Regions from separate parts of the Homo sapiens genome. Here region 2 is linked to region 1. Evidence: chromatin loops called from intact Hi-C (ENCODE). Cell type or tissue: IMR-90. All regions are shown on one strand.

Region 1 (8,000 bases):
GTAGTTCTCCTTGAAGAGGTCCTTCACATCCCTTGTAAGTTGGATTCCTAGGTATTTTATTCTCTTCGTAGCAATTGCGAATGGGAGTTCACTCATGATTTGGCGCTCTGTCTGTTATTGGTGTATAAGAATGCTTGTGATTTTTGCACATTTATTTTGTATCCTGAGACTTTGCTGAAGTTGCTTATCAGCTTAAGGGGATTTTGGGCTGAGACGATGGGGTTTTCTAAATATAAATTCATGTCATCTGCAAACAGGGACAATTTGACTTCCTCTTTTCCTAATTGAATATGCTTTATTTCTTTCTCTTGCCTGATTGCCCTGGCCAGAACTTCCAACACTATGTTGAATAGGAGTGGTGAGAGATGGCATCCCTGTCTTGTGCCAGTTTTCAAAGGGAATGCTTCCAGTTTTTGCCCATTCAATATGATATTGGTTGTGGGTTTGTCATAAAGGGCTCTTATTATTTTGAGATACGTTCCATGAATACCTAGTTTATTGAGAGTTTTTAGCATGAAGGGCTGTTGAATTGTGTTGAAGGCCTTTTCTGCATCTATTGAGATAATCACGTAGTTTTTGTCTACCAAAGACCAAGGATTATAACTCTCCAACAAGCAAAAATACAAACAGGGAGAATGTTGTCTGTGGCACTTCCTCCCTTACACCACCAGCTTTTATAATTATTTCCCATGATCCCAGTGTCCTATTGACTCTTTTTAACCCCCAACAGCCCAAAGCTGTGGTGCCCAAACAAAGCTTCTGTTTTCCAGGAAACAGCTGATATTCCCATTGTCGTATTCCTTATTTTTATTCTGTAAGAGTGGGAGAGACAGTACAAGTAGGTAAAAGTTACAGGTTCTAGCATCAGACCTGTCCTCCACTCCTGGCTCTTGCTTACTACCTGTGTGACTTGGGCAAATCATTTTTTATCTCAGAGCCCTCTCCTTTATGTGTAGAACAATGACAGCACAGATTACCTCAAAAGATTGCTGTGCAGTTCAGCTGGGATAAGACTGGAGACATGGGGGTCTTCAGGGACTAAGGCTGAGTAAGCAGCCCCGTAACCACTTTTTTGAAGGTTACTGGTTGGTTGAGCCAAAAGGAAAAGAGAGCTCTGAAGGATGTCTCAGCACTTTTAAGTGGGTAGTAGGTTTGCTCATGTCTGATTGGCTAGAACTGGTCACATGGTATCATTCAACCAGGAAGAGTCTGGGAAGTACAATTCTCACAGGTGCCAGGAAGGCACAAAGCTGGGAATATTTGGCAATTAGTACAGCATGCAAAGTACCTAGCACTATGACTGGCATGTTTTTTGTGCCACTCCACGCCAGCTGTATTTTAGTTCAGATCTGTTATCTATAAAATGCTGTACATGTATTGTTTAATATATTCAAAAGTGTTAATTGCTGGTAATTGATATATTACGTCCTCCCTTTCAGAAGTTCCTACAGCTTAATAGAAATTCCTGGAGTGACTCAATTCTCAGCCAGTAACTCAGTTAGTGGAAAGATTTGGGAAGTTTTCTGAAGGAGGTAGAATTTGAACTGGATTTGGATGTTTCGGTAGCATCTCAGTAACAAGCTATCAGGTAGGACTTCCGACGCATGGCACAGAGTGCCTGAGTTCTTTGCTTTGCGCATGCAATTTATTTATTTATGATTTGCCCATTTGTTTATTCATTTAGTTATTCATCAAATGTTTACCAAATGTTTATATGTGCCAGGCACTGGAGATATTAGCGTGGAAGAAGGCAAAGATGTTTCTCTTTGTGAAGCGTGCATTTTAGTAGGAGAAGACACTCAACCAAAAAAAAGAGAGTAAATATAGTAATAGTATAGTAGGTGGTGATACGGTTATCAATGAATGAAGCAGAGTAGGGGGTAGACATGCAAGGGTTACAGAGAGTGGGAGGCTGTTGCTATTTTGTTGGGGGTGGTCAGAAAAGCAATAGAAGGGGCAGGCTCTGTGCAAATCTAAGAGAGGAGCATTCACAGAGTGACCAGCAAGGGCCATTGCTCTGAGGGGAGAGTCTTCTGGGCCTATATGGGGAAAGAGTGAAATGGTGGAAAGAACAGACACTAGGAGCTGGGTTATTATCAGGGTTTTAATCTTGGCTCCAGTGTTGATTTGCTGCTGTACTTGGAGCTGGCAATAAATAAAGTGGTTGCAAGGATCCATTGGGAGCTAGGCTGCCTGGGTTTGAATCCCAGCTCTGACCTTTACTAACTGGATAAGTGGGGTGAATTACTTCTCTCTCTAAGCTTCAACTCCTCCATCTGTACATGGGGGTGGGGATCCTCATACTTCATGCAATCTTTGGGAGAATTAAGTGAGTTAATCCACATAGAGCACGGAAACCAGGCCTTGACATGTTGTGAGCCCTCTCTGATGTTAGCTATTGCTATTAGAGCAAGTTATTTCCCCTTTTTGGGATTTCATACTGTTGTCCAGCGATTGTGAGCTTTGGAGGCATGGTCTCTTTAGCTTCTCTCAGGAAGTCTGAGGCTAATTTATATGTTATTCTGTGGACCATTTGCTTGTCATTTGTTCTCTCCTCAGGAATTGTGTTTTTTCACAGTCCTCTTGCTGGATTTAGCTTCTTTCCAGTGAAGTTGAGCATGGGATCTTTCATTTGTCTTTGCTAGACTTCCATTTCTCTCTGCCTCACTGGTGGGCTTTATTCCTTCCTGGAACTTTGCACACTACTTCAGTACATTTTGTTGATTAAAAACATTCTCTCTACAAACTTCAATACACTGGCAAAGGATCTCTGTAGCAGAAACTTTAAAACATGAAACTGCAGGCTGCTTTCTGTTTGGAGACCAAGCATCTGGGAAAGATGCCATTTGAACTAAGGGTGCACCAAGTCATAGACGCTCTTGGATGGCCCTTCCTGCAACATAGTCACAAATGCCAACAAGCATCTTACTGCTGTAGCCATGTGCTCTGGTTGCTAATCATATAAAGTAGTGCATTTGAGAACCCATCCTATCCTTGGTCTGAACATTTGTCTCCATCCAAAATTGACAGATTAAAATCCTCAACACCAAGGTGATGATACCAGGAGGCGGAGCCTTCGGAAGGTGACTTGGTCTTGAGGGTAGAGGCCACACGCATGGGATGAGTGCCCTCATAAGAGGGGCCTAAGGGAGCTTGTTTGTCCCTTCTGACATGTGAAGTTACAGTGAGAAGATAGGGTCTATGAGGAAACAGGCCATCATTTGACACTGAACCTTGCTCTCTGGACTGTGAGAAATGTGTTTTGTTTTGTTTTTTTTTGTCAGCTACCTGATATGGTATTCTGTTATGGCAGCTCAGACACAGTCCTGCGTCTTTAGAACTCAGGGTACACTGTGTGCTCCGTCAATGCTCATGACCATTTGGTACTCACGCTGGAGTGTGGGGGTTCGGAATGAACACTGAGACCAGCCATGCAGCATCTGTCCTCTCTTTCTGTGAAAAGTGCCATTCTGTATGTGACATGGACCCCTAGCTTTAGACCCTACAGATCACAGTGCAGTGTCTTTCACAGAGTGAGTGTGCTGGGTACTAGTGATACTAAGCTGGGTGATAAACCCTGCTAGAGAGGTGCGGCCTGCATGGAGTGGAGAGTGTGTGACAAGGTGAAGCAGCCCAGACAGAAGTGCCAGCACCACCATCCACTAATTGGGTGACCTCAGCCATGCACCCGAGCTCTGGGCCTCATCTTTCCCATCTATAACATGTGGGCATGTACCTTTGTTTTGGCAAATAAATGACAATATATGCTTTTAGAAACTGGTGGCTACTAATCTTATGTAAAGAATGTGTGTATTTATCTTGCCAAATAAATATATGGTTGCTCTTCAATTTCGGATCATGACAAGTCGATATCATAACGAATTTGTTGTATTTCTTGGTCAGGGAAGAAGGAGAGAGAAAAAAACCAGTGCCTAGTGATGACGCCAAGTCAAGGTAAAACCTGGCCAAGGGTGGACCTGGCTCCAGTGTCTCTTCCAGTTCTCCTTCACCCTGGGGATTACTCATTTATCTCTATGAATGCAGATTTATGGACCTATAAATGAATATATGTGTTAGGGCCACCATTGCTTGTTGTAACTCCACAAAGCATGTTGACCACAAAACCTATTGAGGGCCATAGGGGCCCAGCCTGCAACGCAGCCCATCTGCTCCCTGCATCCTCATCCACCGCCTTCCTTACCACCGCCCACCCACATGCCAGCACTGCCGCGCGGCCTCTGCTCCGGCCGTCCCTTGGCCTACACTGCCTTTTCCTAATCTTTCCCAAGTTGACTCCTAACACCTTTTAAGACTGCCTAGAATCACCGGGAAGGCTTCGCTGGCCCACCCCTGCCCGCCCAGCTTCCCCAGGCTGGGGGAAGTCCTTCTTCTGGGGGCTTCCGTGTGCACCTCTGTGCCTCCACGTCCCTCCTCACACGGTGACTTTCCGATGATGCGCCTGCCTCCCCTGTCCATGGATAATGAATTCACCCAGGACAGGGCTTTGTCTTTTTCATTCCTGAATCCGAAGCTTACCTGCTACTAGAGAATTTGTGAATTTCCGTTGAACACGTGGAAGACCTAGGAAGCTGTGGGGGAGAAAGAATGAATGACTTTCTTCAAGGCCTCCTGGCAAAGCAGCAGTGCAGCGGGAACCGGAGCCGGAGGACGCTGGCTCCTCACCTAGAGCCCTCCCTTGGGTCAGGGTGGCTCTTCTCTCCCATACCTAGCGTCCGGCGCTTGGCTTTGTTTCCCGGAGTGGGTGGCACTGTTTGGCCGCCACAGGCACAGCATCGCCCCTAGGCATCGCCCTCCGCACCCGGGGATGCGGCGTCCCCAGCCTTGCCTTTCTTGATGGCTAAAGCAACAGCGCCACCTTCCGGCCTCAAGGCCACCGGGCGTGGCCGGACTTGGGAGACCTTGGGCGCCCTCTTGTGGAATTTCAGAAGTTGGGCTGCGAAAATGACTCCGTTATCCCCAGCTGACCATGAGGCCCGCTGGGCACTTCCACCTCTGAGGTTTGAGTGGTTCAGTGGGCCTGTGCAGGGAAACCCAGCCTAGAAAGCAAGCCTTTATAGCTACCTTGGTGTAGAAGATCAGAGGCATATGAGGTGAGAAACAGGTGACATGTCACGCTCCCTGGAGACAAAATGTCCAGAAAGCTCCTCTAGGCAGCAAATAAAGAAGTTATGAAAAGGAACCGTGGAGAAAAAAGAGGTGAAGGGAAAAGAAAGGGAATGTTATTCTGACCCACATGCCTCACCGCCAGGGCTGAAGTCACTACTAACAAGGCCATTTAGGAAGAGCAGGCTGGAGTTGACAGCCTTTCCCCAGGAGTCCTCTGGTTTCCAGGTCCCCCGGTTTGAAGCACTCAGGAACACACTCAGCCCCTGAATCTTCACTCAGTTCCGTGGTGTTACTGGCAATCGTTGGATATCCCTGGCTGGGGCTCAGCCTCAGCTCCGGTGTCAGCTACATAAGAATCTCAGCATCTTGGGAACGTGAGCTCAACTTGAAATACACTTCCCTGAAAGGATTACTTTGTTTTGGGACAAGGCTCATATCAATCTGTCCTGCCAAGAGATTACTGCTGTTAAACTGTTGGTTTTCACTGCTGTCAAACATAATCTTACAAGGAGAGAGAGGGGCAATCACCCTCAACACCCAGCTGCAAGAGAAGACTTTTGACTGGGCAGGACTTTTCCTGGCACTCTCTGGAGAATAAAAAAGGAATATGTAGAATGGCTGTTGTGTGATTAATGCTTACACCCACAGTGCGGCTGAGCCATTCCCAGGGGTGCACTGAGTGGGATCCCTCTACATGCAACGACCCTGCTGGCATTTCACAGGTGCCTGTGGAGAAGGCCCATTGAAGACCTGGGGCTGAAAGTGCAGCTCAACTTTGCACATATGCTTGGATTTCCTCTCTATTCCAAGGCAGACAGTCCTCAGGGTTTGGCCTAACACACAAAGGATGGGAAGAATAAAGAAACGATGTTCCAACAGTATTTCTGCAGATCTAAGCTACTGAAGGGATGCTGGACCAACCACGATAGATGCTTCCTTTTCCGCAGTGCCTCGAAAAACACTTAGGAGTGTGAAGGAGTGAAATTTTATGCTATTGGCCTTGTTCTCATTTACTTTTGATTATTATAAAATTATTCTAACGCAAAACCCATAAAAAATTGGTAACTCAGAATCTCGCCAGATGAACTGTTACATCGGACTACGCTCTAGGAAGAAGTATTAAAAATCAAAGATATTAACTTTCCAAGTGTTCATTTCCATCTGTTTTCCCTCTCTGGGACTCAGTTTCCTACTCTGTACAATTGGGACGGTGACCTACTTTCAAGGACCTTTATAGTTCAAACGCTCTTCGGTTCTGTGAAAAGAAGCCTTACATCATCCCATGGTGGGCTGCATGTCACATTATCACACAGAGTGGTCCTTGCTTTACAGAAAAATATTCATTTGCTCATTCATTCACCTATCCACTCATTCCACAAACAGTGAGCACCTACGATATTCCTCACACTGCTAAAGGCAGAGCTGTAGGGTGAGCTGTGAATAAAGCAAGGTCCTGGCCCTCATGGGGCTTGCATTCTTATGGGAACCACACACAGTGAAAGATTTAAACATATATAGTGTAACCTGAAGTGATGTAAGCCAGGCACAGAAAGACAAATACCACATGGTCTCACTTACATGTGAACTCTAAAGAGCTGAATTCATAGAAACACTGAATAAAATAGTGGCTAACAGGCTGAAGGGTTGGAGGATTGGGGAGATGTTGGTCAAAGGACACAAAATTTCAGTTAGGAGGAAGAAGTTCAAAGATCTATTGTATAACATGGTGATTACAGTTAACAACATATTGTATATTTGAAAATTGCTCAGAGTATATTTTAAGTGTTCTCACCACAAAAAATCATATGTGAGATAAGACATATTTTAAATAGCTTGATTTAGTCATTCCACAATGTAAACATATATCAAAATGTTATGCTGTACCCAATAAATCTATATAATTTTGTCAATTAAAACAAATATAGTGTAATGTAATATAGTATAATAATAGAATATAAATCAATAGTAAGTGCTATGAAGAAAAATCAGCAGGATAGGGATTATGGGATAAGGAATGTTATTTTTTAGACAGGGTGGTCAGGAAAGCCTGAGAAGGTGGCATTTGTGCAGAGACAGTGGAGTAGGGGAGTGAACCATGCCGGGTAGAGGAAAGAGCAAATGAGAAGGCCTCATATTCAGGCATGTGCTTGGTGTGTAAGGGCACTGGTAGACCAGGGGAACGAGGCTGTATTCCTGGATGTGGTCTTAGGTTTTGATTCTAAGATGGCTTTAGAGTTTAAGAGCATTCTCAAGAGTCAGTGTTGTGTGCAAGGCTCACTGCTAGGCCCTGGGAGTACCCAGAGATAAAACACTAGTCTAGTGCTAGAGGACACTCCTAAGGGACATGCACTCATCTACACAAGAGAAGGTACTGACGGTGGAAGGACGCATGTGCCAAGCATCCAATGCGTGGCGCAGACACTAGTTCTGAAGGAGCTCCAGAGATGGGGACTCGGGCACTGAGAGATGCCTGGGCGAGCAAGGGGAGTTTAATGTGGACCTGGAGGAAAGGACCAGGCAAACTGAGAGGCAGACTGTTCAGGCAAGGAAGGAGTGAGCAGAGGGAGTCGGCAGAAGTGGGCATGGCCTAATTGGCAATGGCTTGGTTGGAACAAAAGCATCTCACAGCAGAGCCATGGGAAATAAGAGGTGTGAGGAAGCTAACCCAGGAGGAAGGAAGTGGCCTGATTCCTCGAGGCTGGATAAGAAGGCGCTCCTCTGAATTCAAATGAGACTCCATGATCAACATGGTCAGGACTTTGATGCTATTATTCTAGGAAAGGGTTAATGGTTTCCCCTTGAGGCGTCATTCTCTAAGTGCTGAAAGGGCTGTATACCTCACAGGCCACTAGGCCCCACCTGCCCCAGAGGCC
Region 2 (8,000 bases), 470 kb before region 1:
TTCTAGTCTCCCCTAGATTGGAAACCCCGTGAGGTCAGGGGTCATGCATGTGCTATGTGCTTGGTAACTCGTACAGTGTCAAGTGTTCTGTTCTACACATGAGAGGGGTTGGAAAGTGCTTGCTGATTGAATTAATCATAATCCACCCTTGAAAAAGCAGAGTTGGCAGTATTTATTAGTGAATCAAGTGACCCTTCAAGGACATTCTCTGGCTAAGCACTGGAACACTGGAATATGAAGTAGTAATTAAAGTTATTCTCAGGTCCAGAAGGGAACCCAGAGAATGTTACTCTCCTGACATCCCCTGGAGCCATCCAGAATGTCAGTTTAACTGACCTTACAGGTTGGGTTACTTCCAAAACTGTAGGTTTCTTGGATTCTATGCTATGAACTCAGAAGACCTGATTTTTACAATTATCATCCCTCAATATGTAGTTGATAATTTGTATTAAGGAAGGAACAACTGTGTCTAACTTTCTGCTAGATATTGTGGAGAATGCCTGGGAGATATATATATTTATTTATTATTATTTTTTAAATACAGGGTCTCACTCTGTCACCCAGGCTGGAGTACAATGGTGTGATCTCAGCTCACTGCAGCCTTGACCTCCCATGCTCAAGAGATCCTCCTACCTAAGCCTCCCATGTAGCTGGGACTACAAGCATTTGCCACTATGTCTGGCTATTTTTTTTGTATTTTTTGCAGAGACCAGGTTTTGCTGTGTTGCCTAGGCTGGTCTTGAACTCCTGGGCTCAAGCAATCCACCCCCCGTTGGCTGCCCAGAGTGTTGGGATTACAGGCGTGAGCCGCCATGCCTGGCATACCTGGGATATTTGTATAAGATGTGAATGCTTTTTATAAAAAATTTTGGTTTTGACCAATGCCTTTGGAATTCTTTAAGTAACTGAAACATATAGTCAGTGGCTGCAAACCTTTTTTTTAAAACAACAAATTTGACTTTTATAAACATCTAAATATCATTTTAGCTATATCTGATTAATAAAATGGAGACTCAGATACAATAATATCATTTTAGCAAAAGCAATAAACCAGGCACAGTGGCTCATGCCTGTAATCCCAGCACTTTGGGAGGCTGAGGCGGGCAGATAACTTGAGGTCAGGAGTTTGAGACCAGCCTGACCAACGTGGTGAAACCCCATCTCTACTAAAAATACAAAATTAGCCAGATGTGGTGGTGTATGCCTGTAATCCCAGCTACTCTGAAGGCTGAGAAGGGAGAATCGCTTGGACCCGGGAGGCTGAGTTTGCAGTGAGCCGAGATGGCGCCACTGCACTCCAGCCTGGGCGACAAAGTGACACTCTGTCTTAAAAAAAGCAAGAAACACACACACACACACACACACACACACAGAAAACCCATGATTTTTGCATGTGGCTTATAAAAGGGCTTTGACGGTAATTTGGAAAGATGCCTTTCAGAAATGTATTGAATTTTAGGAGCATTGCTGTAATAATAGTGGCTTTCACTGACTGAACATTTGTTGTGAGTCCTTAAGCACTCGATATTTAAAATCTTGTGTAATCCTAAAAGTAACCCTGTGAAGAGGTTTTTTGATGAGCTACATTTTAGAGGCCTGGAAGCTAATGGTTAGGATGGTTATCCAAGATGTTAACTCAGATTTCTCACACTCCAAGGTCCGTGCACCACGGTGGTGCCCACCTTGAAGGACAAACACTGACTGGTTGTGTTCAACTTAGTATTCTTAAGGCCACTTAGGGCTGTTCATTGTACAACCCCAGGAGGTGTCACTCATCTCCTGCTCCTAGCATATTTGGATAGTGTTTATGACAAATTTCTAGCAGACCACACTAAAGTGTCTTGAGGAAGGGGAGGTCTTTAATTCACAGTTGCTCAAAAGTTGAAAGTTGGTCTCAGTGCGCCATGGTCACCTGTAGAAGGCAGGGCCCTGAAACGGGGAGGGATTCAAAACCTTGAAAAGCTTTTACTTTATTTATTTATTTTTTTGAGATGGAGTTTCGCTCTTGTTGCCCAGGCTGGAGTGCAGTGGCACGATCTCGGCTCACTGCAACCTTTGCCTCCTGGGTTCAAGTGATTCTCTTGCCTCAGCCTCCTGAGTAGCTGGGACTACAGGTGCACCACCATGCCTGGCTCATTTTTGTATTTTTAGTAGAGACGGGGTTTCACCATGTTGGTCAGGCTGGTCACGAACCTCTGACCTCAGGTGATCCACCCACCTCGGCCTCCCAAAGTGCTGGGATTACAGGCTTGAGCCACCGCACCCAGCCTTGAGAAGCTTTTAGACGAGCCATGTTGGAACTGACAAATGAGAGTTCTTTCTTTATTTCTTTTTTTTTTTTTCTTGAGATGGAGTCTCACTCTGTCGCTTGGGCTGGAGTGCAGTGGTGCGATCTCCACTCACTGCAACCTCCGCCTCCAGCATTCATGCGATTCTCCTGCCTCAACCTCCCAAGTGGCTGGGATTACAGGTGCCTGTGACCACGCCTGCCTAATTTTTTTGTATTTTCAGTAGAGATAGGGTTTCACTATGTTGGCCAGGCTGGTCTCGAACTCCTGACCTCGTGATCCACCTGCCTCAGCCTCCCAAAGTGCTGGGGTTACAGGCATGAGCCACCTCACTCGGCCTTTTCTGTTTTTTTAAGACAGGGTATCGCACTGTTACCTAGGCTGGAGTGCAGTGCCACCATCATGGCTCACTGCAGCCTCAATCTCCTGGGGCTCAAGCAATCCTCCTACCTCAGCCTCCTGAGTAGCTGGAACCATGGGTGCTTACCATCACACCTGGCTAGGTTTTAAAAAAATGTTTTTATTTTGTAGAGATGGGATCTCCCTATGTTGCCCATGCTGGAGACTTTGTATTACTTAGGATCTGACACAATATCTCACTTACCTTTTTTCTGTCTTTGGAGTGAACTATATTTTCCCCTAATCTTAGGTGTTAATTTAGTTTCATGGAACAGGCAATGTACAATATTAAGAATTGATTGTATGGGAGATGCTATGGTAGGTCCCTGGCAGAAAGAATGAGGATGCGGAATGAGGAGAGAAGGATCAGTGGTGGGCATGGAGTGACATGGTCGGGGTGGGAACTCAAGAGAGATGCAAACGTGAGTAAGATGTGGGCTTGACCACAATGTATAAACGTAGAGGAGACCCAACTATGAAGGCTGTCCGTAAGTGTTATGGTGGTGGGGGCGGAAGGCATAAACAAAATCCTCTGGGTACACAGGAGATAGAGAAATACATTCTGCCTGGGAGAGCTGGAGAAAGCTTCATGCAGAGGGTGACATCTGAGCTGACTCTTGAAGGATGGGTAGGCCCCACACACACAGAGAAGAAAGGAACAGTAGCAGGAAAGCCATGAGGTGACAGTGGTCTACGGGCTAACATGAGAGTGAGCTACACGTGTTGGGGGTGGGTAGGAACTGTGGCAGGAAAAGCAAAGAACCTTGAATGTCCTCTTAAAGACTGTAGATTTTCTACGGGCAACGGGAGTCACTGAAGGTTTTTGAGCAGAGGAGTGGTGTCTTTTGATCTTTTGATTTTCCAGGGCTGGCTCCTTTGGCGTGTGCGGTTACCTGGTAGCGTCGGTTATATGATGTGGTGCGAGACTGTGCTTTCACTTTTCCTTTCCAGGGGAGCCCTCTCAAGGAAGAGAACATTATTGTGCTTTTATCTCCTTTTGTCCAGCCTTAGTTTGATCCTCTGTTTGCCATTTCCCCTCTCTTCCCTTTGATGTTCTTGGCAAGGGAAGAGTTATACCATTGACATCTTCCTATTGACATCTGTGTCAGGTATTTGATTCCTAATACCACATGATTATTCTTTTTGATGAATCAATGGGCAAGGAAATAAGTTGCTCTCACTGTCCATGGGTTGGAAACCCAGGAAAGTTTAGGAATAAAAGAGTCGAAGAAAGCAGCACACAGACAGAGAGGTGGGACGTGCATGAGAGCAGAGGACAGCATGCCGTGGTTGGAGGAGGTCTCAAAATAGAAGGTGCTTCTCTTGGGATTCACACCGCGGGCCTTGGCAGGCAGCCCACCCTTATCGTCATTAATTTCCTGAGTTCAGAATTGGGTACCACACCCTGGTGTTAAGCTGTTAACCTCCAGCATCAAGGCCACAGCCGCTGGGGAGAATTCTTTTCTCAAGCTGTGGCCTCGTCAGAGTTGTCCTCTGAACATGCCACAAAGGGTGAATGTTCCATCCAGTCCCACAATTCTGGAATTCTATGTATACTTATGTACCTCCCACGCCTTTCCTCCAGGACACGCACACACAGAGCAAAGTCTTCCTATAGCGGGCCATGATGCTGCAATTGCAGAGTATGTAAGTGTATGTGTAGGCGTGTGTATATTTGTAAAAGCAGAAGTGCACGCATACGTGTGTGTGTGCATGTGCATGCACATGTGTATAGGGGCATGCGTGTGCATGTGCACACAGAAATATGTAGGCTTTCAATACATAGAACACGACTTTCCTTTCAGACCTTTCTTTCTTCTATTGCCTGAAAGTATAAAACCTGAAATAATGTGGATAGTTTGAGGAAACCAAGGATGTTTCTAGAGCCTGGCTTTTCATAGGCTCTAGAAACAGAGCTCTGTCTGCTCTAGGTTTCGAGACTGGTTACCGTTCTCAGATCCAGGAGTTCTTTAGACGTCATCCAGTTTTCCTTGCTATGTGCTGTGAAATTACAGCCGTGCCATCAGTAGAGGGCTCCCTCAACCTTAGAAGCTGGTGAGAATGCTTGAAGGCCACGCAATGTAAATGGGAGAAAAATGCAGATCTGACTGTGAATTTTAAATCCAGTGCCCCAAAGTACTTTTGAAGAGAAGAAACCCTAACCCATCCTGAAAACAGACGATTTCAGCAAGAAGGTATTTGTAGTGTTTACATTACATGACACTGTTTAAATTCCTGGATCAAGGTCAGTGTAATGTTTATGCTCAGAGTAACACATAGCTAAGTTATTCTTCAAAGAACGCAAGAAGCAGGGCAACTCCCTGACCAATGGTTTAATTGTTTCTGGACGCGTCACTCATGTTCCTAAACTCAGGGTTTCCTAACTATACAATTACAGAACCATCAATCACCTTCAGTCTCAGTCCTGGGCCAAAGCTTTGCAGATGCCAGATCTCAATTTGGCATTTACCCAGATTTGTGCCAGCTAAACGTCAAGTGTCCGGCTGATAAAGCACCATGTCCGGGTGTTGAATGCCACAGTCTGCTCAGGTAATTGCAGCTGGCCAGCTGCTCTGCATTAACATTGAGAAGGCTGAGTGGTGGATATGCAGGCAGGGGAAGGAAGCCGGACACTGCTGAATCAATGTTTATCTATTGGTTGATATGTCTCTTTTTTACAATTTTTGAGACAGGGTCTTACTCTTTCACCCAGGCTGGAGTGCAGTGGCACAATCCTGGCTCACTGCAGCCTCCACCTCCTGGGCTCAAGCAATCCTCTTGCCTCAGCCTCTCAAGTAGCTGGGCCTACAGGTGCATGCCACCACATCTAGCTAAGTTTTTTAATTTTTGTAGAGATGTGGTTTTACTATGTTGCCCAGGCTGGTCTCGAATTCCTGGGCTAAAGCTATCCTCCCACCTCAGCCTCCCAAAGTGCATGAGCCACTCACTGCACCTGGCCTAAAGTTAGTATCTCGTGAGAGTATTCCGATTTTCCACTCTGAAGACAAAGTGGTCTAGGATCCAAGAGCATGTATTAGTCGGAATTGGAGTGTTCTCTCCCTCGAAATGTGCTAGGTAACCACTGTCCCGGTTTTGGATTGAACTCTTTTCCTTATGAGCTCTAGTCGGCCAAGCACGCTCCATTATTATAACATCATCTGAGACATGTCACAATGAATAAGGCCACCACTTGCTTGGCTTTGGGTATGTGTCCCTGAGGAAACTGCAGGAGCACACCCCAAATTCCTTAACTACATTTGGGAGGTATCTTGGGCTTTTAATTGGGGGTTGTAAGGACATATCTGGGCAGTGGGTGAGGCTTCCTGATGTTCTCAAATTCTGGAGAAAAGGAGACACCATACAATGTGACCAAAATCTACCTCTGACCCGTCTGCTATCAAAATGTATCAAACACAGCAACAAAGCCAAAGAATCACCTGCAGACTGGGGGGCGGAAGGGCTTGGGGACTGGAGAGAAAGCGGAGTTCGTGAGGTCAGGGTCTGTCATTGTGAACTGTATAGGTTTCCAAGAAGTAGCATGAGTCTTCTTCATGATAGAAAGGTAAATGCGCACAACTAGAAGTCTTGGGGAAGCCACTCCAGCCCACTGCAGTGGGAAACTTAGTGATTTCTGTTTGTCCTGGCTTCCTCCATTCAGATGTTTCTCATCAGCTACGTTCAGATTGATTCCATTTGCAAAGCTCTCCTGGCAGTCTCGGCGGAGCAGGCTTGGTGGCAAAATCTCTGGCATTTTCTGATCCTGTCCAGGCTCTGCTCTTCTTGTGTAGTTTCTTGGCGCTTTGGCTCCCAAGCAGAAACTGGCTAAACAGAGGCTGCTGCTGAACAAAGCCAAATGTAAAACAGAACATTGGAACGCCAAGCGGAGTGGTTTTGCTAAATGTGGGGGCTGGGAATGGGCAGAGGACAGTGAGGGATCAGGAGAGGGAGGGACCTCCTTAGAATCGGGCTGAATTACGCCCTGGTGAAAGTCTGTCGCGGCCCCATCATATCCGCATCCTCACTCACTGTGCAAGATCAAAGGTTGCATCCTTTCGCTCTCCAGTCTCACTAACGAACACAATATTTGGGTTGCACCCAGCAGCACCCTCTCATTTCCTGGCCCCCGTGAAGGTGTATGATCCTCGAGGCCCTGACACCTCTCTTCCTTCTCATCATCCATCAGCCCTGCCTCGCAGCCTCTTGTCAGTTTCCTTCTCGGCATCCCCCTCCCCAGCTGCACTGTTCCACACCTGCCCCATCTTTTCTTCGCCCACTTGATGCTAACATTTCCTGTACTGTTCTGAAGGGTCCTCATCCTCCCTCTCTTCACACTGCCGCAGCAGGGCGAGGAGGTCCAGTTGGAGAAACTGCCAGTTTCTCCCTTCCAGTGTCAGGAGAGGGAGAAGGATGCTGCTGTCACGGCCCCTTGGTTCTCTGTTGCAGGGGCTGACAGCACGCCTTCTGTTACTCTGGTACTTCATCTTGCTGTCTGGATTTAACTTCCCCACGAGCAGATCACACAGTCTGAACTTCCGGTGGATAGCTGAGTATTAGGAAGCAGGGAGCCCACTGGCTTTAAGTCCAAGATGTTTATCGAGTCCAGTAAAGCGGATTCACACACACATGCACAGGCACATCCGTGCACACGATCATGCAGTCTTATGGTTACACAGTTCAAAATTCAAAAGGTGCAAAAAGGCAGAGAGTGAATGTTCTCCCCTTTGTTTTCCCCTAGCTTCTTAGTTCTCCTCAGCAGAGGCACCTGTGTTTAAGCATCTCCTCTTCTGGGCGTGTTTTATACACATTCAGACAAATATGTGCTTACACTCACATATTTCTTCCACAATTGGTAGCATACCATAGATATGGTTCAACACCTTGCTGTTTTTCACTTTTTAAAATGGCTGCATAGTATTTTTTTTTCTTTTCTTGAGATGGAGTTTCGCTCTTGTTGCCCAGGTTGGAGTGTAATGGCACGATCTTGGCTCACTGCAACCTCCGCCTCCAGATTCAGGAAAATCAAGAGATTCTCCTGCCTCAGCCTCCTTAGTAGCTGGGATTACAGGTACACACCACCACGCCTGGCTAATTTTTTGTATCTTTAGTAGAGATGGGGTTTCACCGTGTTGGCCTGGCTGGTCTTGAACTCCTGACCTCACATGATCCACCCACCTTGGCCTCCCAAAGTGCTGGGATTACAGGCATGAGCCACCGTGCCCAGCCATGGCTGCATAGTATTTTGTTGAAAGAATTTCCGTAATTTATCTAACTAGTCCCGTACAGATGGGCATCAGGTTGTTCCCAATCTTTTGC

The links. Peaks named below come from ENCODE experiments on the same cell type or tissue, not always from the same donor. Only the 100,000 strongest peaks of a DNase experiment are listed, where the experiment ranks them.
Region 2: it touches region 1 in a loop (7-fold over the local background); 2 of 110 quality-filtered maps call a loop at or near these places.

Annotation. Positions count from the first base shown.
Region 1 is chr11:130,857,240-130,865,239 of GRCh38, forward strand. LINC02551 (long intergenic non-protein coding RNA 2551) reads right to left here and starts at 4,871. Exons shown (of 6, transcript NR_125383.1): 1 at 4,727-4,871; 2 at 4,537-4,589. RefSeq lists enhancers at 4,232-4,732, 4,733-5,233. In IMR-90, a CTCF peak has its summit at 4,908 (motif pointing left); a DNase peak (open chromatin) is centred at 4,902; H3K27ac peaks cover 138 bases.
Region 2 is chr11:130,385,437-130,393,436 of GRCh38, forward strand. All of the region lies in intron 2 of ZBTB44-DT (ZBTB44 divergent transcript), which reads left to right. Among named protein-coding and RNA genes, the nearest start is that of ADAMTS8, 39 kb to the right of the region's middle. In IMR-90, a CTCF peak has its summit at 4,728 (motif pointing right); a DNase peak (open chromatin) is centred at 4,845; H3K27ac peaks cover 1,692 bases; H3K27me3 peaks cover 1,781 bases.